Linked DNA regions of Mus musculus: region 1 is linked to region 2. The links are chromatin loops, found by intact Hi-C in ENCODE. Cell type or tissue: heart. All regions are shown on one strand. Links, peaks and the distances in the headings refer to the core of each region. The heading gives the core; the rest is flanking DNA. Region 1 holds the start of Map3k10 (mitogen-activated protein kinase kinase kinase 10). Region 2 holds the start of Shkbp1 (Sh3kbp1 binding protein 1).

Region 1 (15,497 bases), core at 4,502-7,001, 320 kb before region 2:
CTACGGACACCAGGCACACATGTGAAGCACATGCATGCACGCAGAATACTCACTCACGTAAAATAAAGTAAAATAAAATAAAATAAAATAAATACAGGCTGGAGAGGTGGCTCAGTGGTTAAGAGCACAGACTGCTCTTCCAGAGGTCCTGAGTTCAAATCCCGGCAACCACATGGTGGCTCACAATCATTTATAATGGGATCTGATGCCTTCTTCTGGTCTGTCTGAAGAAAGCAATGGTGCACTCGTATATGTAAAATAAATAAATACATCTTTAAAATAAATAAATAAAATACATATGCAAAATGCTAGTGAAAAGCCATGAAAGCCAGAAATAATAGGTTAAAAGCACTTAAAGCGTAAGCGTCACAGTGCTGGCTAGTCTCACGTCAGCTTGACACAAGCTACAGTTACCTAAAGAGAGGGAACCTCAGTTGAGAAAATGCCTCCATAAGATCCAGTTGCAGCCGGGCGTGGTGGCGCACACCTTTAATCCCAGCACTCGGGAGGCAGAGGCAGGTGGATTTCTGAGTTCGAGGCCAGCCTGGTCACAGAGTGAGTTCCAGACAGCCAGGGCTACACAGAGAAACCCTGTCTCGAAAAACCAAACAAACAAACAAAAAGATCCAGTTGCAGAGCCGGGCGGTGGTGGCGCATGCCTTTAATCCCAGCACTTGGCAGGCAGAGGCAGCCAGATCTCTGAGTTTGAGGCCAGCCTGGTCTACAGAGTGAGTTCCAAAGGAAGAGAAGAGAAGAGAAGAGAAGAGAAGAGAAGAGAAGAGAAGAGAAGAGAAGAGAAGAGAAGAGAAGAGAAGGGAAGGGGAAAGGAAATGGAAAAGAAATAGAGAGCAGGCTGAGCAAACCATGAGGAGCAAGCCACTGAGCAGCACCCTCCATGGCCTGTGCATCAGCTCCTACCTCCAGGTTCCAGCCCCTTGAGTTCCTGCCCCAGCTTCCTTCAGTGATGGACCTCAGTGTGGAAACGAAAGCACAATAAACCCTTTCCGTCACAATTTGCTTGGGGTCATGGTGGTTTTTTTTTTTTTTCAGCAATAAAAACCCTAACACAATCTTCTCAATTAAAAACCCAGCATAAATTAGGAATAGAGCAGCGGTTCTCGACATGTGGGTCTCGACCCCTCTGACAAACCTCTATCTCCAAAAATATTTGATTATGATTATAACAGTAGCAAAATTACAGTTGTAAATTACAGTAGCAATGAAAATAATTATCATTGAGGGTCACCACAACTTGAGAAACAGTATTAAGGGGTTGCGACATTAGGAAGGCTGAGAACCACTGGAATAGAGCGTAATAAATTAAACAAAGGAAGGCTGGGATGAAGCTTGACGGTTGAACAGCTGACTAATACACTAGTGAGGGGCTGGGGGCGTGGCTCAGGTGTAGAGCCCCTGCCTAGAATCCCCCAGTAAAGGACTGGAGGCGGTAATCAGTAATAAAACACTTGCCTAGAATCCATCAGAGAGGGGCTGGGGCTTGGATCGGTGATAGAGCAAAGGAAATCTATGAAACTGACTAATCCTATCCCTATCCACCCTATTCCATGAAAACATTTGTGGTGGATTGAATATGGTTGGCCCAGGGAGTGGTACTGTTAGGAGGTGTGGCCTTGTTGGAGGAAGTGCATCACTGTGGGGGGTGGGGGACTTTGAGACATTCCTCCTACTCACCTGAAGATGCTGAGTCTTCTAGCAGTCTTCAAATCAAAATGTTGAACTCTCAGCTCCTCCAGCATCATGCCTATCTGGACGCTGCCATGCTTCCCTCCACAATGATAATGGATGGAACCTCAGAGACTGTAAGCCAGCCCCAATTAAATGTTGTCCTTTATAAGAGTTACCTTGGTCATGGTGTTTCTTCACAGCAATGAAGACCCAAACTAAGACAGCATCCACTAAGATCTAAAGCCAAGCAAGGTTTCTTTCCTCACTCAAGGCTAGATCCCTGTTTGGAGACACCCTGTTCCAACCACACGCTTAATTGACACTGAATCACCCCTAAGATGTTAATAAACAGACTAACAGTGTCAGCCTAACCCAAGCATGCGGGGTGTTGTGCAATTTTCAGTAGTTTGTTTGTTTGTTTTGGATTTTTTTGTTTTTGTTTTTTGTTTGTTTGTTTTTTCTAGACAGAGTTTCTCTGTATAGCCCTGGCTGTCCTGGCACTCACTTTGTAGACCAGGCTGGCCTCAGTCTCAGAAATCCGCCTGCCTCTGCCTCCCAAGTGCTGGGATTAAAGGCATACGTCACCACTTCCCAGCATCAGTAAGAAGCTAATATCTTAAAGCATCATGGACTAGCACCTCACAGTTAAGAGGGAAAGTCTTAGTAATAAAAGATTTGTAGCCGACCATGGTATCTGAACCTTTAATCTCAGCAGAAGGCAGAAATAGGCAGGTCTCTTGAGTTTGAGGTCAGCCTGGTCTACATAGCAATTTCCAGGATAGCTAGGGCTCACCTCTGGCCTCTCTCTCTCTCCCTCTCACCCCCCTCTTACCCTCTCCTCCCCCTGCCCACCTCTGTGAGTGTGTGCGAGTGCACACGCGCACACACGCGCGCGCGCGCACACACACACACACACACACACACAGGCATTCAATGCCAACCAAGCTGCACATGGAGAAGCTAAGAAGACAAGTTGCAGGGGTCAGTTCTCTCTTTCCACAACGTGGGTTCTGGGCTCAAACTCCAGCTTGGCCATCTCACCAGCCAACAAGCATTCTCGATAGACCCCTAGTTTCCCTAAGCAGACAACAGGAGACTTGTTAGTCAGCTACAGGAGTAGTATCACTTCCTGTGATCTTTTAGCATCAGTGTCTCAGAATCTGGCTATGAGAGTTCTTAAAATTCTTCTCTTCCTTCCTCTATCCAGAGTCTCAAGCCATTTAGGATCACCAAACTGGAAAGACCCAGGATTCTACCCCCTGACGTTTATAGTTCTTGGACAAGCCACTGACGTTATACAGGACTCACCTTCTGCATTCTATACATAGAAAGGCAGCATTCTAAAAACATGGTGCTGAGGATAAGTTAGAAAAATATATAGGCAGGTAGAGAAACGGCCTTCCTGCCAGGGTTGTTTCCTTCCTTAGAGAAAGGTTAGAAGGACAAATGCCTAGGCAAAATGTTAAGATGAGAGGACCCATAAGTCTTATAAAATGCTAAACACAGAGCCCTTGTAACGACTCCCAACTCAGCGATTGTCAGCTTGCCTCAATAAAGCTCCACACACGCACACCTTTGTCCCTCTCAGTCAGTTCTTTGCCTGTCCCACAAATAAACTCAACCAGAATCTTAGTTACCGTAGGGGGCAAAGATGGGTCAGCTCTAAAGGGCATATGCTGCTTTTGCGGAGAACCTGAATTTGGGTCCCCAGCACCCACATGGGGTGGCTCACAACCGCCTGTGACTGAAGTTTCCAGGAGATCCAACGCCCTCTTTGGGTGCGTGCACGCACGCACGCGCGCGCGCACACACACACACACACAATTTAAAAATACGATCACTGACAGTGTTTGTTTTTCAATTTTTCAATTTCTTTTAAACTGCCCTTGACTCTTGCTTTGCCATTTATAATTTAGCAATCTTGAACAAAGTGAGTTTGTTTCTCTGAGTCACCTGTAAATGAGGCTCTTCGTGAAGATTTAATGACATCATCTGAGCAAAGCCCCCACCCCCGGAAACCCCTCCTTTCAGCCCCCTCTCTCCAAACTGAAGCTCATTATAGGAGGCAGAAGAGTATAGACAAGTTCTTACTGCAGATGCCAGTGATCCCATAGCTGGTGAGGCAAGCAAATCTGGCTATGAAATCTTCGAGACAGTACACTTCGCCCTCCAGCCTGCTCCTGCCCAAAGAGGCAGCACAAGTCTGTGCGTTAACTTGCTCCAGTCACCCATTGCTCTCTGAAGCAGGTGGTTCAAGGAGCGCAATGGTCCACGAACGAACTACATTTCCCAGCATGCACTTCCAGCCAGGGACCCTAGAGACTATCCTGCGAACCTTGTCCGAACCGCTTTAGGAGTATCGGTCCGTAATCTCCATTCATTCAGCTCCTATGTTTCCCTTGGCTAAATGAGTCAGTTACCGTGAACTCCAACATGAACGGGTCTCCTGCAGGGCTTGTAGAAAGCGTTGGTTCATTCGCCCTGATAGGAGATAGGGCCTAAGGACCAGGGCTCATGTAGCCTGGGACGAACCCAAGGCCTCGCAGCTTGGGACTACAACTCCCAGGCGGCATCGCGGCGGCAGCATAAACACGTCACTGGACACCGCCAAGAGCCCCGGCGGGGAGAGGGACTTAGGGGGCCGACCAGGAGCCGGCTGAGGAGGATGGGGGCCGCCCACGCGTTCCTCGCGTGAGGAGGCCGAGGGGCGCGCCACCCCATCCCGGGGCGGCCGCCCCCGGGGCGCCGCCATCCCTGCCCGGCCCTGCGGTCGTGGCTGAGGATGCGGAGCCGGGGGCCGCCGGTGGAGCTGCGCGGGGTGAGAGGCGCGGGGAGGGGCGGCCGCTTGCTGCCCTCGGCCTCGGCCTCCGCCGGCGGGCCCCGCTCGACCCGGCCCTCCCTGCGCCCTGACATCGTTGGGGACAGGTGAACCTAACGCCTCTCCTGCACAGCCAAATCCGAGGGATCGGTCCTATCGTTTGAAAAAGGTGTTTTTTAGGTTTTTGGGGTTTTTTTTCTTTTTAATTCCTTCGCTCCAGCGGAGGCCCCTCCCCCAGCTATGGTCCCCAGGAGCCCCCCGGGGTCCGCAGGGACTGTCTCCCATCCCGGCCTCCCGGCCCCGCGCTCAGCATTCCGCGGGCAGCCTGCGTGAAGCGGCCTCCCGCAGCCCCCGGCCCCTCCCCCATGGAGGAGGAGGAGGGGGCGGCGGCCAGAGAGTGGGGCGCGACCCCCGCGGGGCCAGTGTGGACCGCCGTGTTCGACTACGAGGCGGTGGGCGACGAGGAGCTGACCCTGCGGAGAGGCGACCGCGTCCAGGTGCTTTCCCAGGACTGTGCGGTGTCTGGAGATGAGGGCTGGTGGACAGGGCAGCTGCCCAGCGGCCGTGTGGGCGTCTTCCCCAGCAACTACGTGGCCCCCGCTGCACCCGCCGCACCCTCAGACCTCCAGCTGCCACAGGAGATCCCCTTCCACGAGCTGCAGCTGGAGGAGATCATCGGTGTCGGGGGCTTTGGCAAAGTCTATCGCGCCGTATGGCGTGGAGAGGAAGTAGCGGTCAAGGCCGCTCGGCTGGACCCTGAACGGGACCCGGCAGTGACAGCGGAGCAGGTCCGCCAGGAGGCCCGGCTCTTTGGAGCCCTGCAGCACCCCAACATCATTGCCCTGAGGGGCGCCTGCCTCAGCCCCCCAAACCTCTGCCTGGTGATGGAATATGCTCGGGGAGGTGCATTGAGCAGGGTACTGGCAGGTCGCCGGGTCCCCCCTCATGTGCTGGTCAACTGGGCTGTGCAGGTGGCTCGGGGCATGAACTATCTACACAATGATGCCCCTGTGCCCATCATTCACCGGGACCTCAAGTCCATCAACAGTAAGTGGTATCCTCTCTCCCAAAACTCTTCCGCTGAATCTTATGAGGCCAAGCCCAGATCGTTGGAAAGGGCAATGGACAGCAGATGGCACTGCATGGGGCAAGCAGGGCCAGGTGAAGGGGGACTTTGGTTGTATTAATAAGAAAAGGGAAGCTCAGAAAGGTCTCTTTCATTCAGTAGGTCAATGATGGTGTATCCATGGCACTATGACAGTCCCTGTGTTCATTGCCACTTGCAGAGTCTGTCCTCATGATGCCCACAACCTGATCGTGGCATTGGAGTCTACCAGGCAGAGATGGACAGAGCTGGCTTAGTTGAAGCCAGGGCTTCCCAAGCCTGTCACAAAGGTTAACCTTTGTGGTCTTGTCATTGGCAGAGCGATTGTTCTGTGCACTTTATGTTGTTTGGTGGCCTTAGGGCTCTATGCACAAGAGGTCATTAGTACTCTGCAACCCTGCTCCCAACTATCAAAACCAGAAATGTCTCCAAACACTTCCTTGTGTGCCTTGGGATAGGGGTGGGATGGGGCAAATCAAAACTGTTCTCTAGATGCTGCTGGCTCTCCAGCAGAGTGGAGCAGATGAAGGCGTTGGGAAGAGAGTGGCTGATAGAAAACACTTCCAGGCTGCTTTGCCCGGCACAGGTTCTACAAAGCTGGCTGACTGGTTGGTTGAGTCAGCAATGGGCCAAGCAGATGGGAAGGGTCCCTAGAAATCGATCATATCTAGACCAAAAGTATCTCAGGGCATCAACAAATATTAGTGGGCCCGCTATTAAGTTAGGCCATCTCCAAGCAACAAGACACCATGGTTTCTTTCCCTGAGAGTCCTCATCGATGAGACATTTCTTTCTTTCTTTCTTTCTTTCTTTCTTTCTTTCTTTCTTTCTTTCTAGATCATTCTGGCATGTGCTAGATACTCCTAGGTATACAACTGGGAAGACTTTGCCTCCTTGGGCTCTCCCATCCTTGCTGAGCCTCATTTCATATCTTTCATTTTTGTCTTTTAAATTGATGGCCTCAGCCTTGCATTTGGTATTCACAAGGCCAGAGCATGTGCAGGGGGCTCCACAGCAAATGAGGCCTGCACTTCCCTGCCCTCAAGTGGGTCATTCTTAACCCAGGAATGTGAGACCCCTCCCTTCGCCTTCAGTACTTACCCCTCAGCAGTCCCTTCTTAGCTGTTGGTTTATGTTTGCTTGATTCCACTCTGCTGTTTTGTATAAGCTTGTTACTAACTGCAACTTTAGCCCCTAGAAGAGAGGGACTGAGTGGTTTTCATCTCCTCAGCCTGGCATTCATACATTCCACACAGAGAGTGACCAAGTGCTGATGACCTTCTGTGGCCTCTGCCCAGTCTGGGAGACTCAACAAAACAGATGCAGGTGGGCCCTGCCTGTATGGATGCCCACATTCTAGTGTTTCTAAACTGCTGGGTGAGTAGAGGCAGGGCCACTGGCATGAGGGGATCCTAAGCCCTTCCCCACCCAGAGGATCCATAGAGCATCTCTTAACACAACCTGGACAAGGTGGCTGGGCTCTGAAGGCCCAGGCTTCCCCTGGGGCAGTAATGGACACAGGTCCCACAACAGTTCCCTACACCCTTCCTCCAGAAGTTCCCCGTCTGATGCCATTTGTCCTTTGCTTCAGTAATCCTTTTTTTTAAATTATTTACTACTGGGGTTAGAAATAGACATCACCATGCATGTGTGGAAATCAGAGGACAGCTGCCAGGAGTCGCGTCTCTTCTCCACCATGAGGGCTCTGGGATGGGGCTCAGATCATCAGGTTACAAGTGCCTTTACCTGCTCAGCCATCCTGACACCTGGTTTGTTTTAGTTTTGGTGTTTGGTTAGCTTTGGTTTTACCAACCTGCTACCTCAGCCTCCCACGTAATGGAGGTACTACCATGACTGACTTAGTTTAGTCATTCTTAAGCATCTATGTTTCATCCATGGCTCTAGGATCATGGAAGAGACTAGGGACAGCTGGGTGTAGTGGCATGCCTCTAATCCCAGTGTTAGGAGGCTGAGGCAAGAGGACTGCCATAAGTTTGAGACCAGCCTGAGCTACATAATGAGTTCCAGGCTAATCTGGATGACAGTGTAAGATGCTATCTAAATAAATAAATAAGTCAGGGGACAGTCTGATGGCTAGCTGGGCAAAGGTATTTGCTGCCAAGTCTGGCAACTTCAGTTTAATTCCTGGGACATGTCTAGAACAACTCATACAGGAATGCATACACAGAAAACAGATAAACATTTTTTTAAAGGAGAAGAGACAGGCGTGGTATTGTAAGGCTTTAATCCCTGCACTCAGGAGGCAGAGGCAAGCAGGTCTCTGTGAGATGAAGGCTAGCCTGAGCTAGAGTGAGTTTCAGGACAGCCAGGGCTGTCTAATGAGACTATCTCAAAAGAAGAAAAAGAAGAGCAGGAAGAGAACCCTACCCCTCACTAATACGTAATCTATATGTAGTAAATAAGAATAGATGATTGATCAATCAAGCTACCTATAGATAAGGGGATGATAGATACATATAGACAGGGTCCATAGCTAGAGGAAAGATGGGAAGAGAGGGGAAAGGAAGATGAGTATCAGTTTGCAGAGAGTTACAGAGACTCTGAGGGAACTGTGGTGAATTCATTATATTTGATGGTCAAGAAAGGCAATATCTGGGGCGCAAAAACTGAACATAAAGGAATCAGCCTTACAAAGAGAGCTAGGGAGAGCAGGGCAGTTGTGAGGTGGGAAGAGTATGCCTCTGTGGAGAAGTAGGAGACCTGGTAGAACATGGAGACCGGCATAGAATCGCAGTGTTTGGAGGCTGCACGGTGGAGATGGCTGCAGATTTGAGGTCAGACTGGACTACAGTGTGAGAATCTCTCAAAACAGCAAAGCCCGGGCCTGGAGGCTGGAGAGAGCTTGGTGGTTAAGAGCACTGGCTACTCTTGCAGAGAACATTGCTAACATGACTTCAGTTCCTACCACCCACAAGGTACCTCACAAACATCTGTGACTCCAGTTCCAGGGGATTCTATACTTGAAGTCTCTTCAGACACCAGGCATGCACATGTTGGACATGTAAACATACAGGCAGATGTGTGCATTAATACACACACACACATACACACACATCAAGCTGAGGCTGTGACATAGTCTTAAAGTGCTTCCCTCACATGCATAAGGCCTTGGGTTCAATGCCCATCACTCAAACATGGCACAAACATGCAAAGCATAAACTATCTCAGCATTGAGACATTGGACAGAGATGGAAAGCTGGTTATCTAGATAGCCATATGCTTTTGATCAAGTAACTTCTCTTAAGAATTAGTTTGCTAATTTAACCTCAGTGTGGACACTAATCATAGCTGTCATCACTGTTAGATGGCGTACTGCCTCTGGTCAGCTAGAGCTACTCTGTATGCTTAGTTGTATCAGTCAGCCTTTTTTTGTTTGGTTGGTTTTTTTGTTTTTGTTTGTTTTTTTCGAGACAGGGTCTCTCTAGCCCTGGCTGTCCTGGAACTCACTCTGTAGACCAGGGTAGCCTTGAACTCAGAAATCCGCCTGCCCCTGCCTCCCAAGTGCTGAGATTAAAGGCGTGCGCCACCACCATCCGGCTCAGTCAGTCTTGATAACAGTGATGCTGCATACAAACCTTCCCCAAAACTCAGTGTGTGAAAACAGCTACTTGTTACTGTCTGTGCTCTTATAGATGGGAACAAAATGATTTAGCAGGGCTTGGGTAAGGGGGATCAACTCCCAAGTGTCTCTCACCTCCTTTGGATCAGCAGGCTAGTTAAAGCACATTATCATGGTGGTGGCAGAAGGTCTAGAGGCCAAGATAGTGCCAGAGGCTTCTTGCAGGCTATGCTTTGAATTGGCCTGTCATGTTTTTTTGTTTTGTTTTGTTTTGGGGTGTTTTTTTGTTGTTGTTGTTGTTGTTGTTTTTAGAGACAAAGTCTTGCCCAGGTTGGCCTCCAATATACTACTCACCTGCCTGAGACTCTCAAGTTCTGGGAGTATAGGCGTGTGCTACCATGCCCAACTGTGTCCACCTTTTCCTTTAAAAGGGTGTGTGTGTGTGTGTGTGTGTGTGTGTGTGTGTGTGTGTGCATGCGTGTGCACATGTGTTTATTTGTTTTAAACCCTGTCTATATGTGGGTACCTGCAGAGGCCAGAAGGTGTTGGATCCTTTGAAGCTGGAGTTTCAGGTGGCTGTGTAGGTCCTCTGCAGGAGCAGTGCATGCTCTTAACCACTGAGCTGTGCCTCCAGCCCCAAGAGTTATTTTTAATTATATGTGTGTGTGTGTGCGTGTGCGTGTGCGTGCTCACACACGCATGAATATGTGTATGTGTGAGTGCTGGTTTCTGTGGCGTTCAGATCCTCTGGAGCTGGAGTTACAGGTGGTTGTAAGCTGTCTGGTGAGGTTGATGAGAATACAATTCAAGTTGTCTACAAGATCGGTACACACTCTTAATGACTGAGCTGTCTCTCCATCCCCTCTCTTTCTTGGCCAGTATTAAGTAGTATGAATCTTCCAGAGTTAAAACCTAGGGCTTAACCCTCTGCCTGGTTAGTGAAAAGAGCAGCCATGTAACTACCCGACAGAATGAAGCCACAGGGAGGGGCAGCGTTGACTGTGTTGAAGAAGGCCATCCCTCAGGAAGCCTGAGCATTAGAAGCAAGGAGTCACTTCTGGTGACCAGGGAAGGAACTGTGCAGAGTGGGGACCCATAACCTATTGAAGGGGAAGGCAGAGGCCTGGGGCACCAGCTGTCAGGTCTTGACGACCCACCTTTCTTCCTACCCCCAGTCCTAATCCTGGAGGCCATTGAGAACCACAACCTCGCTGACACGGTGCTCAAGATCACAGACTTCGGCCTTGCCCGAGAGTGGCACAAGACGACCAAAATGAGTGCAGCGGGGACCTACGCCTGGATGGCTCCTGAGGTTATCCGCCTGTCCCTCTTCTCCAAAAGCAGCGACGTCTGGAGGTGCTGAGAGGCTGGCGGGTGTCCTCAGGGAGAGGGAGAGGAAGAAGGTGGTGCTAGTGGGCGGGTGGGACATCAGTGGGGAACCAGTGACCAAGCAGTTAACTGTTCCTGAGGCTCAAACAGGTCCCAAGTAAAAATTTATACCTGAATAAAAGATTTCAGAAGAAAGAAATGTTAGCACTAAAGGGCTTCTGAAACACCACCCACTGCGTAGTCATTGAATTGGGAAGTTGAAGACCTGGATGCAGCCATTCTTGTAGCTATGCAGATGTCTAGAGACACAACAGTCAGCAAACATGAAGAGAACCCTTTCTGGTAGCATAGATCTGTTGTTGTCCCATCTACTCAGGATGATTGCAAGTTCAAAGCCTGCCTGGGCAACTCAGAGCTTGTCTCAAAATCAAAATAAGAGGTTAGTGGATGTAGCTCAATGGTAGAGAATAAGCCTGGAACCTATCCTCTAGTGAAGGATTAGAATGGTAGAGCCCCTGTCTAGAATCCCCCAGTGAGGGGCTGGGGGCGTGGCTCAGTGCTAGAGCCCCTGCCTAGAATCCCCCAGTGAGGGGCTGGGGGCGTGGCTCAGTGGTAGAGCCCCTGCCTAGAATCCCCCAGTGAGGGACTGGGGGCGTGGCTCAGTGAGAGCTTACTGGTATAGTAGTGCCCTGAGTTCAATCCTCAGTAACACAAAATAAAATCCCTACCATCGCAGATAGTAACTGAAAACTAAAAGAAACTCGTAAAATAGGGGGGCTGAGAAGATAGTTCAGTCAGTAAAGTGTTTTCCATGAAAGGCCATGGTAGCCTGAGTTTAACCCACAGCATCCACATGAAAGCTGGGCATGGAGATGTGCTGGTTATCCCAGAAGCATTGAGGAGACAGAGACAGGGATCCCTGCCACTTGCTGGCCGTCAGTCTATCCTAATCCTCGAGCTACAGATCCCAGTGAGAGAACCTGTCTTAAACAAAACCAAGGACCCTGGGTGTGAAGGTCACAAACACCTTCAATCCCAGCACTCAGGAGACAGAGGCAGGTAGATGTGAGGCCAGCCTGGTCTACAGAGTGAGTTCCAGTACAGCCAGGGCTACACAGAGACTGTTTTAACAACAAACAAACAAACAAAACCCACACAATCCAAGTGGGTAGCTCCTGAGAATTACAGCTGAAGTTTACCCTTGGCCTCCATGTGCACAGACATGTATGTACACATTCATGCAAACAGGCACACACAACACAAAACCAACTTTTAAACAATTGCTAGGTATAGCGGTATATACCTTTAATCCTGGCAGACTACAGAGGCAGGAGGATGGATCTCTAAGTTTAAACCAGGCTGGTCTGCATAGCGTGTTCAAGGACAGTCGGAGATAGTGAACCTTGGTGTTTGTTTGTTTGAAAAAAAAAAAAGAAGAAAATTGTGAAATAATTGTAAAGATCGGGAAAGTGTTTGTGCATGAAAATAAATGTAGGTGGGGGTGGACAGGGAAGCACGTCCAAGTCCCAGATCCACTGCTAAGCTGAGTTCTAAGTGATCAATCTTGGCTCCACAAAGGAGGTACTGAGGTGAGCGGTTTGCAGGAAGTTCCAATGGAGCAGAACAAAAAGGGGCTGGAGGCGTGCTGCACAGAGCTGACAGGAGGGACACACCGGGTGTTACTCTGAAGTGCAGGGTGTCAGTCACACCCTGCTGTGCCGCTGACTGTCAGTCACCAGCCAGGTTGCAGGTTGTTCAAGTCACAGAGTAATGTGTTTGAGGCAGAGCTAAGTCAGACCGGAGTTCCCACTGGCGCCCTAGCATAGCCACTGTCTGGTGTATAAGTGACCATCTGTGTCGCTGAGCCTTTTGGGGAGCCCAGGTGATATAGTGACCCCAACCTCACAGGCTCCTCCTTGGATGTGTTCCCAAGTAAGGTGTTGGTGTTACAGGTCAGGACGCTAAGTGCTGTGTCCCCCAGCTACCAGTGGCTCTCCTCAGTCAGTGGAACAATCTAACCGCCCCTGTAGGTTTCCGGGGACGTGGGAGTGGAGGGCATCGTGCTACCTCCTTTTGAAAGCCAGTTATCTTCCTGATCCAGAATGGCTGCTTGAGCTCCAGGCTTCATGCCCACATTCCAGCCAGAAAGAAGGAGGGGAAAGGGGGGTATCCCTTGCCATTAAGGATGGCGAGATAGAATCGTGCCAGCTCCTTCTACCTTGAAGCTTTGTTTTAAGGATAACTAAGCCTGACTAGCAGTGTCTACTCTGGAGTAAGTACTTTACACATGGGAAATAGTCCGAACTAGTGTTGACAGGTAAGTGCTGTGGGGGCACGAACACGGGATCAAAGAGGGCTTCCTGGCCAAGGGGCACCCTCAGTTGAGACCTGAAGGACAAAGTTATAAAACACAAAGGAAGAGTGTTCTTGACAAAAGGGACAGGGTATATAAAGGAAGAGGCTGGGTGTTTAGAAGCAACACTGCAAGGATCATTGAAGGAATGCTAAGAAGGATGTGCCCTGCCAGGTGTGTACTCGGGAGCCAGAGGACCTTTAGTGTGGGGTCAGTGAGCATGGGCTATCTAGTGAACTCCAGGTCAGCCTTGGCTATGGTGAGACCATGTTTCGTTGGAGATAGAGGAGGAGGAGGATGCAGGTGATGCTATAGCTCAGTGTCTGAGTGCTTGCCTAGTGTGTGTGTATGAGGTCCTAGATTCAATCTTCAACATTTTTAAAGATCTGCTTTTAGGACCTACAAGATGGCTCAGTGGTAAAGGTGTTTGCTGCCAAGGCTGACGACGACCTAACTTAGGTCCCTGGGACCCACATGGTGGGAGAGAACCCAGTCCTGTGATTTGTCCTCTGACCTCCATGTGTGAGCCATTCCCCTGCTCCCACAATAAAGCAGTTTAAAAAGACAAAGAAGTGATGAGTTCATTGCAAAGCTGGCTCCGGTGTGGTGACGCTCCCTCTTAACTCCACACTCAGGAGTCAGAGGCAGGTGGATCTCTGGGAACGTAGCAAGTTCCAGGACAGCCAGTAAGGCATTTTCCAAGGAGGCATTGGGGTTCCACTTTGATTTTGATTAGGAGTCAGAAAAGTAGACAGAAGATGTCAGGAGACAACCCTGACCACCTTTTGAAGAACAAGCTTGTGGAGGTCAAATCAGGCTCCTGTGGCCTCACCAGCTAGGCTGGAAGTAGGAGCGAGGGGGGGCTGGAGTACAGGTGAAGCCTGAGGTGGACTGTGCCATCACCCTCCCTCTCCCCGCCTGCAGCTTCGGGGTTCTTCTTTGGGAGCTGCTGACCGGGGAGGTCCCCTACCGAGAAATCGACGCCTTGGCCGTGGCTTACGGTGTGGCTATGAACAAGCTGACGCTACCCATCCCCTCCACGTGCCCCGAGCCCTTTGCCCGCCTACTGGAGGGTGAGCCAGGGCCCTGTGGAGAGGGTAGGCTCAGCTTTGGGGACAGGGTCCCTTGGGCCACACCTCTTCCCTTTATACATCCTTGCATTCCAGTGGGCCCAGGAATGGGGGAGAAGGCTCTGGAGCCCAAGCAGCCAGTGGGCATCATCCCCATCATTGCCTCCATGGTTCCCAGACCCATTTTCTGGCCTGAGCCAGAGCTCCTGAGGGCATCTGATACTGGGGTTCCTGTCTGAACCTGGATCCCTCCGAGCAGGTCCTGGGGTTCCTTCCCATTGTTTCCCTTGTCATGTTGGCAGGATCTTAGCTCTGTCTTGCCTTGCCCTGAGCATGGGTGCTGACCCTTGCCCCATTCTCCCTCCCCTTCCCACCCCAGAATGCTGGGACCCAGACCCTCACGGGCGACCAGATTTTGGCAGCATCCTGAAGCAGCTGGAGGTCATCGAGCAGTCAGCCCTGTTCCAGATGCCACTGGAGTCCTTCCACTCCCTGCAGGAAGACTGGAAGCTGGAGATTCAGCATATGTTTGATGACCTTCGGACCAAGGAGAAGGTGAAGGCAGGAGAAGAGGATGGGGTGGAGAGCCCAGCTCTGATGCCTCGGGCAGTTCAGAATTTCCCTGGTCCCTCCCCATTCCCCTTGGGTCTATGCAGGGTGTTTTTGCATGTTAAGACAGCTCTCTGTTGATGGACTGATAAGAAAATGACCCCCTGCCCTGGAGTACTTACAAATGATACTGCATGTTATAAGTATGATAGCATAAATTAAAAGTGGATTAAAAAAGAAAAGAAACAGACTTGCAAGGTGTAGGTGACTGCCAAAGCTCAGTATGGGTAACAAGGGTGCTGTTCTCTGCTTCGGGGCGTGTCTGAAGTTTTCCACTACTCTTTGCTTTTGTGTATGTTCATTTACCAAAGGACAGCTTACTTAACAAACTGAAGAGCTGAGAGCTGGATCAAGACTAGGGGTATAGCATGGGCATAGAACCCTTGCCTAGCAGACTCAAAATCTGGGATTGCATCATGGCACAGCATAAACCAGGCATGGTGGTGCCTGTTGCCCTCCACTGTGTAGTGAGTTGGAGGTCAGACTAGGTTTCATGAGACACTGTCTTAAAAAAAGAAAAGAAAAGAAAGGAAAAAGGAAAGGAGAAAGGAAAGGAAAGGAAGGGAAGGGAAGGGAAGGGAAGGGAAGGGAAGGGAAGGGAAGGGAAGGGAAGGGGAAGGGGAAGGGGAAAGGGAAAGGGAAAGGGAAAGGGAAAGGGAAAGGGAAAGGGAAAGGAAAGGAAAGGAAAGGAAAAAAGTGCCCCTTTGGCACTAATTCAGTCCCTGCCATGGCATTCATCTTAGCTAGTAATGTCCAGACTGGAGGGATGTGAACTCAGAGCCGATGCCCACAAGACCCACCTGTCCTGGGACCCTGGGCCAGCCCCAGCAGCTAAGCCCTACCTCTGGGCCTGCCTGCCTCCCTCCCACCAGGAGTTGCGCAGCCGGGAAGAGGAGCTATTGCGGGCTGCACAGGAGCAGCGTTTTCAGGAAGAGCAGCTACGGCGT
Region 2 (15,497 bases), core at 6,658-9,157:
GAAACAGCCTTATCACCTGACAGCGGAAGACCTAAAACATTTAGGGCTGGGAGGGGAAGCCCAGGGGACTTGGGAGCTCAGGGGCGTGTATGAAGAAAAACAACAGGATGTTTAAAAGCCTGGAGCCACCAGCTTGCCCTTTGCTCTGCTTAAAACTCAGAGGGCAGCGGGGTCTGGTGATGCAGTTGTGGCCCCAGCACTTAGGAGTGAAGAAGGACTGAGTCCCAGGCCACCTGCAATACATACTGAGCACCAGGGCTACCTTTGAGATAGCTCAGTGGTTAAGAGCACTGACTGCTCTTCCAAAGGTCCTGAGTTCAAATCCCAGCAACCACATGGTGGCTCACAGCCATCCATAATGAGATCAGATGCCCTCTTCTGGGGTGCCTGAAGACAGCTACAGTGTACTTACTTACATATAATAAATAAATAAACAAATAAAGAGAGAGATTGATATACATATAATAAATAAATAAACAAATAAATAAATAAAGAGAGAGATTGATTCTGTCTCTAAAACGAACAAGGCATGCCAGTAAGGTTATCCTCGGGGAGGCCAGAGGTCAAACTGGGCTGCATGAGACCCTGACTCTCGTGTGTGTGTGTGTGTGTGTGTGTGTGTGTGTGTGTGTATACACATACATGTACATACATCTCACACACACACACACACACACACACACACACACACACACACACAGGTAATGATGGTGGTGGCTCACGCTTTTAATCCCAGAATTCCGAGTTTGAGGCCAACCTGGTCAACAGAGTGAGTTCCAGGATGGTCAGGGCTACACAGAGAAACCTTGTCTTGAAAAGCTAAATATATATATATATATATATATATGAAGAGATGGCTCGGTGGTTAAGAGCACTTCCTGCTCTCCAGAGGACCTATGTTTGGTTCCCAGCACCCACCCTGGGGGACTCACAACCTCTTAGAAGTCCAGCTTCAGGAGAATCCAAAGTCTTTCTCTGGCCTCTGAGGGCACTGGGCATACATGTAGTATACACATGCAGGCAAAACATTCATTCACATAGCTAACCCTAAAAAAATTAAAAAGAAAAATATTTTAAAAGATCAAACAATTAAAAAAAAAAACCTTAAAGAAGATAGGGATTTGGCCAGGCGTGGTGGTGCACTCCTTTAATCCCAGCACTCGGGAGGCAGAGGCAGGCGGATTTCTAAGTTCGAGGCCAGCCTGGTCTACAGAGTGAGTTCCAGGACAGCCAGGGCTACACAGAGAAACCCTGTCTCAAAAAAAAAAAAAAAAAAAAAAAAAAAAAAAGAAGAAGAAGAAGAAGAAGAAGAAGAAGAAGAAGAAGAAGAAGATAGGGATTTGGTTGTACATTGCGTAGCTGTGTCAGGAACCCCCATGTGTGTAAGACTGCTGAGTGTGCAAGGCACACAGGTGAGAGGCTGCTGAGTTGCAGGCAGGGGCCAGGTTTGGAGCCTTTTCTGTCCAGCCAAGGCAGAGCAGTAGCAAAAGGCCCAGAATCTCACTTCTTTTGTCTCTTCTTCTCCAGGAAGGCCACTCTGGCTGATATTGTGGAGCAACTTCAGGAGAAAGAGGCAGGCCCAGGGATCCCTGCTGGGGTGGTAAGTTGAACAACTGGGATGGGTGGGTGTAGAAGCCCTCTTAGTGGCCAGGATTTCAGAGGCAACCATTACCCAGGCCCATCCTTCTTCCTGGACCTTGCAGTCAACAGAGACCCCATACTCTCCCTTAGAAGATGAAGCCTCAGACCCGGAGGCTTATCTCTCTCTCTCCACGCACGCACACATAGTGGACTCTAACCCCCCCCCCCCATCTATTTTAGAGTCCACATTTCTCCGGGCTTGTGGGGTGCCCATTTTCTTATTAGTCACACACGAAGATTCTTCATACAGAAATTCTATGCACCTTCTACCTCCTCAGACCCTGCTCCTAACCTCCCAATATTCAGAATTCCAAAGCCTAAATTCGAATGACCCATTATCAAAACCTATAGGGTCCTCTCAGCCCTGAGGGTCTTCTCCAAGATAGGTGGCCCTAAAGACGCATAGGACCCCAGGCCCTCGGGCTCCCTGAGACAGGATGCTCCCCCTAGTCATCATGCACAGTACCCCTCTCCCCCCTCCCTTCATTCACACAGCCGTCGCTGCCTCAGCCTCGCGAGCTTCCCCCTGGTCGCCTGCCCAACGGGCTTGAGCCGCCCGAGCGGACACCTCGGCCCGATCGGCCGCGGGCACGGGACCGGCCCAAGCCGCGCCGGCGGCCACGGCCTCGAGAGGGTGGTGAGGGCGGGGGAAGCCGGCGCTCGCGCTCCGCCCCTGCCCAGGGAGGCTCCGCCCCCGCGCCGCCACCTCCGCCCACTCACACAGTGCAGCACGAGGGCTTCCTGCTGCGCAAGCGCGAGCTCGACGCTAACCGCAAGTCGTCCAACCGGTGAGCGCGTGGGCGGGGCTTTGGATGGCTTGGGCGCCTGCTCTGGGTATTTAATGAATGAGTAGCTGGGCTGGAGGAGGGGCGGGACTCAAGTTCAAAGCTTCCAATCCGTGAAGTGGAGAGGCGTGGCCAAAGCTTTGAGTGTCCAATACTGAGGTGTCTGGAACTGAGATAGGAGCATGACAAAAGTGTCCCTAACGTTAATAAATTGGGATTCAATCTCAGCAACCACCTCACGTGATAAAGCAGCAACCTGGAGGTAGAGTCTACTCTAGATAATTCCAATGGGGTGTGAATTGGAGCCTCAAGATGGCATTCAATCCGTGATCTGGAGGGATTCCCCCCACCTGGCAACCCTCAGCCACTACATTTTCAGTGGGGGAGGAGGAGTCTGAAAAGGAACAGAGCCCAAACTGAGGACCTAGTACATTGTTGCAGGTTATCTCAGTTGTTCAAACGAGAAGCTTTTTCTTAAATTATCTAAATTATATTTATTTGTGTTGGGGTGAAAGCTGTGTGTGAAGGTCACAGGACAACTGGTGTGAATTAGTTCTCTCCTACGCTATGTATGTAGGTCGACTAGGGATCAAACGCAGGTTGTCAGGCTTGGCTGCAAATGCTGAGCCTTCTACAGGCCTAACCACCACGTGTTTGCATGTGTGTGTTTACTTTTGGAGTCCATCTTGTCCAGTACATTTTTATCCAACTGAGATTTGGAATGTGGGGGCAGGTATAGCCAGGACATGAACAGGGCAGGTTCGGACTTGGCAGGTGGGGATCATAGTGGTTTTTTTTCCTTGCCACCAGACCAAGATGGCAATGAACAGGGATATCTATTGTATGTTATTTTCCTATCTGAGACTTCTTCCAAGATTGGGGCTTTGGCTGGGAAACCAGATCTTCTTATTCCAAACTGTAGAGTAGTAAAGCTTCCTTGAAGGAACTTGGTGAATGGTGGGAAAATGAGAACTAGTGAATGAATGGGGGGTGGGGGTGGGGGTGGGCGGTGCTTGAAGGTTGTGTGGGGTGGAAATGAGACCAATAACTGAGGCAAGGGCTTATAACGGAATCAGGACTGGAAATCTAGTCCATGGTTTTATGCTTTATTACTGCTGAGACAGACCTCCAACTCCTCACTAGTGGATTCTGGACAAGGGCTCTACCTCCTGCTAAGCTCTATTCCTAGTCTCAAAGCTTGCATCTTGCTTTTGGAAAGTCAATGTGGGATGAGATAAGGAGGAAGCATAAGGAAGGTCTAGCCTGGGCAAACTCCTGGTTCTGGGAGCCTTGACCACACTTGCCAGAATAGGAACTGCTTAATAGAAAAACAGCCTGGCATGTGGCTAAGTAGCTAGGACAAAGGGCCAGCGGAAGGAAGGTGCAAAGTAGCATGACCCAGCATACGCTTTGTGATGGTAATGATGTAGCCCTGCCTTCATCACCATCTCATCACCCCAGGTCATGGGTGAGCCTGTACTGTGTGCTCAGCAAGGGGGAGCTGGGCTTCTACAAGGACTCCAAAGGCCCAGCATCAGGGGGCACGCATGGTGGGGAACCACTGCTCAGCCTGCACAAAGCCACCAGCGAGGTGGCTAGTGACTACAAGAAAAAGAAGCATGTCTTCAAGCTCCAGTGAGTCCCTCCCTCCCTCGGGAAGAAGGGAGGGGTCCCATCGTCGCTTCCTTTCCTCCTTGTATACGCTTGGTTCCCATGAAAGACGATGGGTGATGGGGAGAGGGGTTGGGTTCCTCAAGATACCTGAAGTCCTGTGTCTCCTGCAGGACCCAGGATGGCAGTGAGTTCTTGCTCCAGGCTAAAGATGAGGTAAGATCTGATCCTCTCATCCCACAGGTTGACCTTAGCTTAGTGGCTTAGCTCCCAGGGTGGTTCCTGAATCAAAATAACGGGACTATAGAAGGAACCACACAGGTTGGACCTGTCAGGGTTGTAACAGGAAAGCAGTGAGAGCCCCGAGGAGCTTAAGGAGTCGGGGGTCATGGGGAGGGATTCAGGGCAGGTGCTTGCTAGCCATGATAACTAGGTCTGTCTTCTTTGCCATGGTAACTCAGAAGGCCAGAAAGATGATGGGTGTAAGCTTAAAAAAGAGTGATGAAGGTTCTAGAGAGATGGCTCAGTAGGTAAGAGTGCTTACTGCTCTTCCAGAGGACCCAAGTTTGGTTCCCAGCACCCATGATACCACAACTCCCTTTTAACTCCAGCTTCTGGGGCTCTAGCGCCCTCTTCTGCCTCCTAAGAGCATATATCCACACATGGCATATATTCAAACAAGCAAAATTAACACAAAACAGAACAAAATGAGTGATCAGGGCTGAGTGTCCCAGAGGACAGAATTGCAATGGTTTAAGAGAGCCAATTGCAGGAGGACAGCCGAAGTGAGGTAAATGGTTCCAAAAAGGTCCCCTGCAGCTGGACTTCTCAATATTAGGGGAAGATTTTATCCTGAGTGTGCTGGGGGTGGGTAGGGGGCAAGTCAGAGTTTTGAGCTAAAGGGATTGAATGTAATGTATAACAAATATTCCCTTACTGGAGCTGGAAAAATGGTTCAGTGTTGAAGACGGTTGTTGTTAAAGCCTGATATGAACCGGGCGTGGTGGCGCACACCTTTAATCCCAGCACTTGGGAGGCAGAGGCAGGCGGATTTCTGAGTTCGAGGCCAGCCTGGTCTACAGAGTGAGTTCCAGGACAGCCAGGGCTACACAGAGAAACCCTGTCTTGAAAAAAAAAAGTCTACTATAATTTGGATTCCAGCATCCATATTAAAAAGAAAGAAAGAAAGACAGACAGACAGGCATGGCTGCCCATGGACTTACATAATTCCTTAATTATGGAGGGGGGGTAAAGAAATACAGGAGGTTCTTGCTGGTTCACTGAGAGACCCTGTCTGGAGGGAATCAGGCTAGGGGATAGATACAAGACACTTGGATCCTCCTCTGGCCTCCACACGTGTGCACGGTACAAACCCCAGCATGTACAGTCTCATACACCACACAAAGAAAAGAGTTGTTGGGTTCATTGTTTTGTTTTTGCTTTTTGTTGTTATTTTTGAGGCAGGGCTTCTCTGTGTAGTCCTGGCTGTCTTGGAGCTTTCTGTAGACCAGACTAGTGTCAAACTCAGAAATCCACCTACCTCTGCCTCCCATGTGCTGGGATTAAAAGCATGCACCACCATACCCAGCTCCTTTGAAAAAATTTTTTAAAAAGATTTATTTTTATTGTATGTGTCTGTTTACCTTCATGCTTACATGTGTACTGCACAGCTGCCTGGTTGCTCCACCAAAGCCAGAGGATGTACCCCTGAACCAGACTCACAAGTACTTGTGAGCCTCCACATGGGTGCCTGGTCCCTCGGAAGGGCAGCCAGTGGCCAGTGCTCTTAATCATGTATCCAACTTTCCAGTTCCCAAATTATGTTTTTATTTTTATTTTTTTGAGACAGGATCTCTCTTTGAAGTCTTGGCTATCCTGGAAAACTCTATGTAGACCAGGCAGGCTGGCCTCAGACTCAGAGAGAGCCTCCTGCCTCTTTCTCCTAAGTGCTGGGATTAAAGGGGTGCTCCACCACCCTGCCCCAGTACATTTTATTTGTGTGTGTGTGTGTGTGTGTGTTGATGGATATGCGTATTGTCACCCATGTGCTGTGCCTTGGGTGCAGAGGACAGCCTTCCTGAGTCAGCACTCTCCTTCCTCCTGAGGGAGGAAGCACTCACTGTTCATTAGGCTCCAGCATACCTTTGTTTACCCGGTCCTCTTGCGGTTCCAAAATGACTTATCTCAAGGCTTTTGTAAAGAGGAAGTAAGTTGGACCAATGAGCAAGAGGCCTGGTGTCAGGTCTCTGCAAGCTCCCCCCCCCCCCCAGTACTTCATTTGCATTGTTTCTCTCTGCTTGTGGAGGTGGTCTCTGCTTTATAGATAATCCTATTGGTTCTGTTTAAGGGGGTGCATCCACAGAAGTGCTTAGAGAGGAGTCTGGGGCATGTAACTGTTCTTTTATCCTTACTGTCAGCATTATCCTGCTAACAGGAAAGTGAAGCTAGGGAGGGCGGTGTGGTTGAGTTCCTCTTCCAAATATGGACTTGTCCTGCGTCTTCCGTCAGGAGGAGATGAACGGCTGGCTGGAGGCTGTGGCTAACTCCGTGGCAGAACACGCCGAGATCGCCCGATGGGGTCAGACACTACCTACCACATCATCCACAGATGAGGGCAACCCCAAGCGTGAGGGCGGGGAGCGTAGGGCCAGCGGGCGCCGGAAGTGATTCCAGGTACCCTTTCCCCCACCTTGGAGTCTGACAAGTCTCCTTGCCCCTCCTCTCTGCACTGTGGACACAAAGACAACTTCTCATCCGCAAGGGCCGGAATGACTGCGGATGTGCCACTGTGGGCCTGAAATAGAAGGGACTTCTGCACTCCAAGAGGTGGTGGTAGGGGATTGCTGTCCCTATAGCCATATCTCGGTCCCTTCCCGCTCGCCAACCCCACCCCAGGTGCTGGGGCTCCATTCTTTTTATGCAATAACTGAGCTTGGTGGGGCCGGGCAGGGAGCCAGTTGAGCCAAGCTCCCTGCCCAATCGTCAGATCCTGCCCCAAGAAGCTGGAGTGGCGAGGGATCTAGGAGGTGGTGATTTGTTGGCCTCCTCTCCGCCCTAAGGATGGACAACGGGGGCGCTGGTGAGGTCCCCTGGACCATCCAGGGTGCTAGGGGGTGGGGAGGGGACACACTCCCTCCCTGCCTTTACCTCACTTCCAATGCTGCCTTGATCTGTCTGGGAAGAGGGAGGACAGGGGCCCTTAGCCCCTGTACTCCGCCATCTCAGAGCCATGCGGTTAATTCCTGACTTAGTTTATTTTTGCAAAAACGTAGACCCCCCCTCCTTCCCCCCGCCCCGCATCCGCGAAGGCTTTTAATAGGAGGGGAGTCAAAGTTCAAAACTGTCTTCCTCTCTCCTCCCCGATTCTAGCTGTAAATGCCACTTCCCGAGGGGGAGGGGGTGGGAAAGCCCTCCCCCTGCATGCTTCTGGCTGGAGCACCTCCCTGGGACGGAGGGAATCAGGGTTACAGGCAACCCCCGTGGCTGCTTGGAGACGCTGCCAAGGCAGGGGGTGCGGGGCGGTGTGGCAGGCGCACACTGTATGTACCTATAATAAACCCTTTGGCTTTGACAGTCTTCGCTGGTTTGTTCGTGTATCCGAGACAGGATTGGAGGGTGGGCCGGTGTGGGGACGAGGTCGAGAAGGCAGTCTCCTAGACTCTACAAATACCTAAGCCTTGGTATAGGCTCATTTCAAGATCTGCGCACGTACTCCTCAACGAATCGCCTACATTCGTTATGTATTATACCAAAATAAGGGAACCTAGAAAAGGGGGGGGGGAGTTACTAAATCACTCCAAAGGATCCCCAAGTGCGCCCCGTCGAAACCAGGAAAGACCGGCCCTCTTTAAAGAGTCAGAGACCGTAATTGCGTTGAGCGAGCTCTCTGTCCAATCGCCGGTGGATCCTGGAGTCTCTAGGCCAATGAGCAAGAGGAAGAGGCGGGGTCTATGCACACCCGGAAGTGGGTGCGAGCCGGCCGGCTTGCGGGGGGGTGGGGCTATGGCCGTCGCGACGACTGCAGTGGAGGGGGTCCCGAGTCGGGGAGCACCCGGGGAAGTGATTCATCTGAACGTAGGGGGCAAGCGGTGAGTGTGGGAGATCCTCGAGGCCCCATCCTACGGGACCGAGGCGGGATGCCCGCCTCTTCTGGGGGTGGGGGTGGTAGTCCCTGTCCATCAAGAATTGCTCCGCCTCAAGCTGGAGGCTTGGCGCTTGAATAAAAAAGAAAGAAAGAAAGAAAGAAATGCCAAAGGAGAATGCATGAATCTCAGTGGAGGAGGCAGCGTCCTCACCTCTTCTTCTCTTTCCTCTCCTTACCCCATCGCCCAGGTTCAGTACCTCTCGCCAGACGCTTACCTGGATCCCAGACTCCTTCTTTTCCAGGTGATTAGGAGAGTCTGGGGCGAGGGTAGGAGGGAATGAAAGAAGAGGGTGTGGGGAGACCCATTTCTACAATACTCACCTCTGCAACTCGGCCCATGTCTCCTCCTCGGTTTCCCCTTCCTGTAGTCTTTTGAGCGGACGCATCTCAACCCTGAAAGATGAGACCGGAGCTGTGAGTAGGGCTAGATCAAAAAACGGGACTCCGGGTGGGATGGGGGACAGGAGCTCCTACTTATTCCAGGTCTTTTCCATGACCCCCACCTCCATCCCCACCCCACCATGCAGATCTTCATCGACCGGGACCCCACCGTCTTTGCCCCCATCCTTAATTTCCTGCGGACCAAAGAGTTAGATCCCAGGTTGGTATGGGTAAATGGGTGAATTCTGCCACTGTATAAAATCTCTCCTCGAAAAGTAAATGTGTTCCATTCTATTAGAATTATTGATCATGTTATATTCCTTCCATTAAAATATGCCCACACATTTGCACCATTCTTCATCCTTGTTATCTAGATTTTAAAGAAAGTATGTATTTGTTTGTTGGCTTGAGATAAGGCCTTGCTCTGTAGCCCTGGCTGTCTAGAACTCCATCCAGATCAGGCCAGTCTTTATCTCCCATGTCTTGGATTGGCAGGTGTACCCCACCCTCAACCTCCCTAGAATTTTACGCCGGTTGAAACTAGCCAGGCTTCGGTAGTCTCTGGGCAGTTTCAATACCTTTCTCCTTGCAATGTGCTGTTCATGCCTATGCCCTAGATTTTTACACCCAAATCTCCCCTATTACCCAGGGGTGTCCATGGTTCCAGCCTCCTCCATGAAGCCCAATTCTACGGACTCACTCCACTGGGTAAGTGAGAGTCCCGTGCCGTGCCCCACCCCCACCCCAACCCCGCCCCCAGTCAGCACCCTCAGTTATTTCCTGAGCAGAATGCCTCTCCTCTTTGACTCTCCCAGTCAAAAAGACTGTTGGGTTAGAGCTAAGAGCACCGGATTTGGGTCTGGCTCTGAAGGGGTCGGGGTTGCGGGGGAGGGGATAGTTACGTGGAAAGACAGATGAGGAAGGGGACAAGGGTCTGCTTTAGTTTCCCTCAAGATGAAGTTTTGAGTCCTTCCCTTGCAGTTCGTCGCCTGCAGGTGAGGGAAGAGTTGGATCGATCTTCCTGCGGAAATGTCCTCTTCAATGGTTATCTACCTCCTCCAGGTGAGCACTCCCAATTGATGCTAGGGAGAGGGAGATTGGCTTAAAGACTACATTTCCCATAAAGCTTCAACCCTTAGGTGTTTGGAGCCCTGAGGTGCACTGGGAGTTGTAGTTCTTTATCAGATGCTTGGAAAGGAAATAGGAAGCAGCATTTTTCCTTGAAGCTGTGCAACAGCCAGTTCTCTTTAGAGTTCAGAAGCATGCACGGGAGCTTGATGGGAGTTGTAGTCTGAGTTTTCTTAAGTTTCACCCCATTCTTCAGAAAAATAAATAAATAAATAAATTTAAACTTTATCATGCTAGCTTCATTGGATGCTACTTTTTGAGGGTGGAGGTTCTATGATACGGAGTCTCTCTCATAGCCCTGGTTGTCCTGGAACTCACTATATAGACCAGGCTGGCCTTGAACTCATAGGGATCCTCCTTCCTCTGTCTAAGCCTTTAAGATTAAAGGTATACACCACCACACTCAGCCATCCACATTATCTTTTGAGGCATGGTCCCAGCAAACCTGGAGTTCACTGATTGGCTAGGCTGGCTTGTCAACAAAGTCTGAGCACACACCTTTCTACTGTCTGGGGGTGGGGGAGTCCAAAACGTAGTTTTCTTATGCCTATATAGCAAGTGCTTTACCCAGCAAGCCATGTCTGTAGCTCCTACAACTATATTTCTATTTTATTCTTTATTTGTTATAGTTCTAGAGTTTGCGCCCAGGGTTTTGTACATGCTGGGCAGGTGCTGTAGCATGAGACTGCCCTCCCCCCGCCCCCCACCTCCACCCCCCTCCTCTCCCAAGCCTGACAGGTGAATTTTAGGCAGGTGCTCTACTTCTGAACCATGCCCACAGCTTTTCCCCAGTAACAGCAAGGAACATGTTCATGGTCCAGCTGTCTTTATTTTTAAAAATGTTATTACATTTATGTATGTATGTATGTATGTATGTATGTATGTATGTATTGGTTTCTCAAGACCAGGTTTCTCTGTGCAGCCCTGGCTGCCCTAGAACTTGCTCTGTAGCTCAGGCTGGCCTCGAACTCAGAGACCCACCTGCCTCTGCCTCCCAAGTGCTGGGATGAAAGTTGTGTGCTACCACCACCCGGCAGAAGTATTTATTTATTGGGCACGTGGTGGGAGGGTGCATGAATGGAGATCAGAGGACAACTTGCAGAAATTGATTCTCTCCTTCTACCGCACATGTCTCAGGATCAAAGTCAGGATTGCCAGTCTTGGTGGCAAGCACCTTCACCCACTAAGACACTTGCCAGCCCTCTGCTTCATCATCGTTATTATTATTTTATTATTACTGAGACAGGGCCTAGCCTTGAACTTGCAATCTTCCACTTCCAGATTTCCAAATGGCTGGGATTTCAGACCTGCCTGCAAGGCCTGGCCAAGTTAGCAAACACTGAAAAGGCACCAATATCATAGCAGCACCAAACCAGGTCTTTCCCTGTGACGGGTTTCCGGGTCATTGAATGCTGAATCCCGGCACACAGAGCACCTGCCCCAGGACACTGTGCCCCACACAGGGAATCCATGCCTCTCATGGTTTAAGTGTTCATAGACTGTCCGCCACGATTTTAATTGTGGTGCCCGACACTTCCCCTCACTATAGTGTTCCCAGTGAAGCGGCGAAACCGGCACAGCCTGGTGGGGCCCCAGCAAATAGGGGGACGCCCAGCCCCTGTTCGACGGAGCAACACGATGCCCCCCAACTTGGGTAATGCAGGGCTGCTGGGCCGAATGTTAGATGAGAGAGCACCTCCATCCCCATCAGGTAAGCTTGGGACTTGAGCTTAGTGCGTGCGTTCTGCCTCTGTATATCCCTAGCCTTCTTTTACTTTTGTTGTTGTTGTTGATGATGTTGTTGTTGCTGTTGGAGACAGGATCTTACTCTGGTCCAGGCTATCCTGGAGCTCAAAGCAATCCAGTCCTCCTGCCTCAACCTCCCTAGTGCTAGAATTATGAGCTCAATGTTTGCTCCTCATGTTCTTAGTTTTATTTGATGATTATTTTTAATTATCATTATTGTGTGTCCATGTGTGAACTCAGCATAATTGTCAAAGGATACCATGTGGGTTTGGGAGAACAAACTTGGGTTGTCCGGCATGTGCCAGGACTGCTTTTGTATGCTGAACTAGCTCCCCTGACTCCAGCCTTTACGCTCTGTTTTAAGACGGGGTCTCACTAAGTTTCCCAGGCAGCCTACACCACCAGATGTAGCTTACATTTCTGTCCTTTAGGAGGTCAGGGCCAGTGGGCCCCTGTGACCCTGCTCTGCTCTGCTCTCTTACCCCCAAGGCCAACCAGAGGAGCCAGGGATGGTGCGCCTGGTGTGTGGTCACCACAACTGGATTGCTGTGGCATATACCCACTTTCTCGTCTGTTATAGGTGCTGAGGGTGGGGGTGTGGCAGTGGGAGGCTCTGCCCCTGTGGCTAGGGTGGCTCTGAGGTGGGGGTTACTGATGTCCCTCAATCCCACAGGTTGAAGGAAGCCTCGGGCTGGCAGCTTGCATTCTCCAGCCCGCGCCTGGACTGGCCCATCGAGCGCCTGGCTCTTGCGGCTCGGGTGCTTGGCGGTGCTCCGGGTGAGCATGACAAGATGGTGGCTGCAGCTACTGGCAGCGAGATCCTTCTGTGGGCCCTACAAGCACAAGGTGGTGGCTCTGAGATAGGTATGTCTCATGATCTTTTCTAGAACTCTGTAGACTTCTGTAACTTGTTAAAATATCTCAACTGAAACTCAGAAACCCATGGGGGGATGGGAATTCTGTACAGAGTCAGTCTTTTTGCCTTGTGAGAAATGTGTTAGACCTTCAGAACTCTGCACTTTTCATTGTTTCATTTTGCCTTAGACAAGGTTTTACTATGTAGCCCAAGCTAGCCTTGAATTCCAAGTCTTTCTGCCCTTAACTCCTGAATACTGCCTTAGTCAGGGTTTCTATTCCTGCACAAACATCATGACCAAGAAGCAAGTTGGGGAGGAAAGGGTTTATTCAGCTTACACTTCCACCCTGCTGTTCATCACCAAAGGAAGTCAGGACTGGAACTCAAGCAGGTCAGGAAGCAGGAGCTGATGCAGAGGCCATGGAGGGATGTTCCTTACTGGCTTGCTTCCCCTGCCTTGCTCAGCTTGCTTTCTTATAGAACCCAGGGCTACCAATGGGCCCTCATCCCTTGATCACTAATTGAAAAAATGCCTTACAGCTGGATCTCATGGAGGCATTTCCTCAAGGGAGGCTCCTTTCTCTGTGTTAACTCCAGCTTGTGTCAAGTTGACACACATGGAGGGATGTAATCCAGCCAGTACACTGGATTACAGCCACCATACTTAGTTAACACACTGGTTTATTTTATTGTATATTGATTTATGTGTCTGAGAAGAAAGGAACATGCATGAAATCCTGGATTTAATCCCAGTACCATATAACCTGGGTATTGTGGTACATAGCTATAATCCAACACACAGAAGGTAGGGGCCAGCCTGGGCTACATGAGACCCTGACTCAAAACAATAACAACAAAAATCAGCCTTTAGTTGCTGTCATAGCCCTTTGTTCCAATGGAAGGAAACCTCAGCCTGTTAGGATTCTACTCACCATTACACTCCCACACCCATCAGATATTCTGTGTAATTCCTGGAATCCTCTTTGCCGTGGATCTTGTTTCCTGATACAACCTGCGGCCCTGGGGCTTCACCCCCAGCCCTGCAGTGGGGTCCCAGCCTCCTCTTGAGCACCACCCCCTCCCTTGCCACCTGCAGGTGTCTTCCACCTGGGTGTGCCAGTGGAGGCCTTGTTCTTTGTTGGGAATCAGCTCATTGCCACAAGTCACACAGGGCGCATCGGTGTCTGGAACGCTGTGACCAAGCACTGGCAGGTGAGTCTGGGCCAGCCTGGCTCCCTCTTCCCGAGTGTCTGTGACTATGTAGGCCCAGGGTTTCTTCCTATTTCACTCTACCTAGAGAAAGAGGAAAAGAACCCTACAGTAGGTGTGGGATAAAAGTCCATAGAACATCCAAGAGGCCTTCCTGTAGGAGTGGCTGAAGAATCAACCTGAAGGATGGATGAGTTTGGAAAACCGTGGGATTCTTCGAGCAGATGTAGAGGTGGCAGGATGCAAGATGGCAGGATGCAAGATGATGGCAGGGTGCAAGATGGCAGGGTGCAAGATGGCAGGGTGCAAGATGGCAGGATGCAAGATGATGGCAGGGTGCAAGATGGCAGGATGCAAGATGGCAGGATGCAAGATGACAGGGTGCAAGATGGCAGGGTGCAAGATAGCAGGATGCAAGATGATGGCAGGGTGCAAGATGGCAGGGTGCAAGATGGCAGGATGCAAGATGATGGCAGGGTGCAAGATGGCAGGATGCAAGATGGCAGGATGCAAGATGACAGGGTGCAAGATGGCAGGGTGCAAGATGGCAGGGTGCAAGATGCAGGGTGCAAGAGGGATGCGCCTGTGCACATCACTCCATCCAGCCCAGGGGCCATATCTAAAACGTGAAGGAAAAACATGGAATTGTAGTGTATTTGGCCTACAAAAGTATACTGGGAGAGAGACAGAAGCACAGAAAGAAGCACTGAGAGAGAACCAGGAAAAAACAGTGAAGGCAGGAGACACGGAGGCAGGGCAGATGGAGCAAAGTCAGAACGATGGAGCCAGGCTGGGTCTGCTGGTTCAGGCCTATAACCCAAGCTATTCAAGAGGCTGATCCAATGCAAGACCAACCTGAGCTACAGAGTAATCCTGGGCAGCTTAGTGACAGTTGCATCAAAATGTGTGTGTGTGTGTGTGTGTGTGTGTGTGTGTGTGTGTGTGTGAGAGAGAGAGAGAGAGAGAGAGAGAGAGAGAGAGAGAGAGAAAGAGAAGACAGCAAAGGCTGTAACTTAATGATAGAGTACTTGCTTAGAGTCCCCCAGTGAGGGGCTAGGGATGTAGCTCAGTGGTAGAGCCCCTGCCTAGAATCTCCTAGTGAGGGGCTGGGATGTGAGTAGGTCAATGGCAGAGTGCTTAGTTAACAGGGAGGAGAACCTGTGCTAAACAAGATACTAAATACACATCACACACACATATCACACACACACACACACACACACACACACACACACACACACACACACCCCACTCTATAATCCCAGTACATGGGATATAGAGGAAGGATCATCAATACTTCTAGGACAGGAAAGCTTGGGCTGTTTATCTAGCAGGTTCCATACCAACCTGAGGCACATGGGGCCAAATGTCAAAATTCAACAAAAATGGGTCTGGAGAGATGGTTCAGCAGTTAAGAGCAGGCACTGTTCCTTCAGGTGTCTCATGTTCCATTCCCAGCATCCATATCAGGAGGCTCACAACCACCTATGACTGCAGCTCCAGGAGCTCTGACACCTCTGGCCTCTGTGGGCACCCACACTCATGTGTACACACTTGTGCACAGATATATACATACATGATCTTAGAAAACAATTTTTAAAATCTCAACAAAGACAGAAGAAGAAGGGGGTCAAGGAACAAATGGCCTAAGATAGAGAGGAAGGTACATAGGCCAGTTACAGAGAGAGCCATAGACACGGGTGGCCACTGGTAAGGTTGAAAGGAGTAGGTTCAGGCCCTGGTAACCTGGCCAGGCTGGGCACACAGAAATGGGCATCATGGGAGAGAGGCAGGGATGCCAGGCATGGAGAGACACAGAGTGAGACCTTGTGTGGAAATATAGCTAAACTGGCACTGCCTCCTCCCTCCCCAGGTCCAGGAGGTCCAGCCTATCACGAGCTATGATGCAGCCGGCTCCTTCCTCCTCCTGGGCTGCAGCAATGGCTCCATCTATTATGTAGGTAAGCAGCGTCCTTGTGCAGTGTGAGGGGTGGGC

What was found. Hi-C counts contacts between places; a loop is a spot of excess contacts. Peaks named below come from ENCODE experiments on the same cell type or tissue, not always from the same donor. Only the 100,000 strongest peaks of a DNase experiment are listed, where the experiment ranks them.
Region 1: a loop joins it to region 2, with 2.5 times the contacts of the local background. A loop is called at or near these places in 2 of 42 quality-filtered maps.

What each region holds. Positions count from the first base shown.
Region 1 is chr7:27,663,397-27,678,893 of GRCm38, reverse strand. It overlaps Map3k10 (mitogen-activated protein kinase kinase kinase 10), which reads left to right and starts at 4,313. Exons shown (of 10, transcript NM_001290528.1): 1 at 4,313-5,551; 2 at 10,365-10,545; 3 at 13,796-13,944; 4 at 14,321-14,496; 5 at 15,423-15,497. The coding sequence starts at 4,870. It also overlaps a transcript of Zfp607b not described here. In heart, for the core only: a CTCF peak has its summit at 5,591 (motif pointing right); a DNase peak (open chromatin) is centred at 5,003; H3K4me3 peaks cover 1,878 bases; H3K27ac peaks cover 895 bases.
Region 2 is chr7:27,348,499-27,363,995 of GRCm38, reverse strand. It overlaps Shkbp1 (Sh3kbp1 binding protein 1), which reads left to right and starts at 7,988. Exons shown (of 18, transcript NM_138676.2): 1 at 7,988-8,125; 2 at 8,370-8,423; 3 at 8,550-8,595; 4 at 8,709-8,782; 5 at 9,212-9,270; 6 at 9,544-9,624; 7 at 11,240-11,401; 8 at 11,926-12,016; 9 at 12,110-12,300; 10 at 13,389-13,504; 11 at 15,375-15,462. The coding sequence starts at 8,040. Sptbn4 (spectrin beta, non-erythrocytic 4) reads left to right here. Exons shown (of 36, transcript NM_032610.2): 32 at 1,528-1,600; 33 at 2,137-2,429; 34 at 3,888-4,061; 35 at 4,211-4,253; 36 at 6,546-7,613. The coding sequence ends at 6,704. In heart, for the core only: no CTCF peak of the experiment used is centred there; DNase peaks (open chromatin) are centred at 6,835, 6,985, 7,535 and 7,975; H3K4me3 peaks cover 2,500 bases; H3K27ac peaks cover 2,182 bases.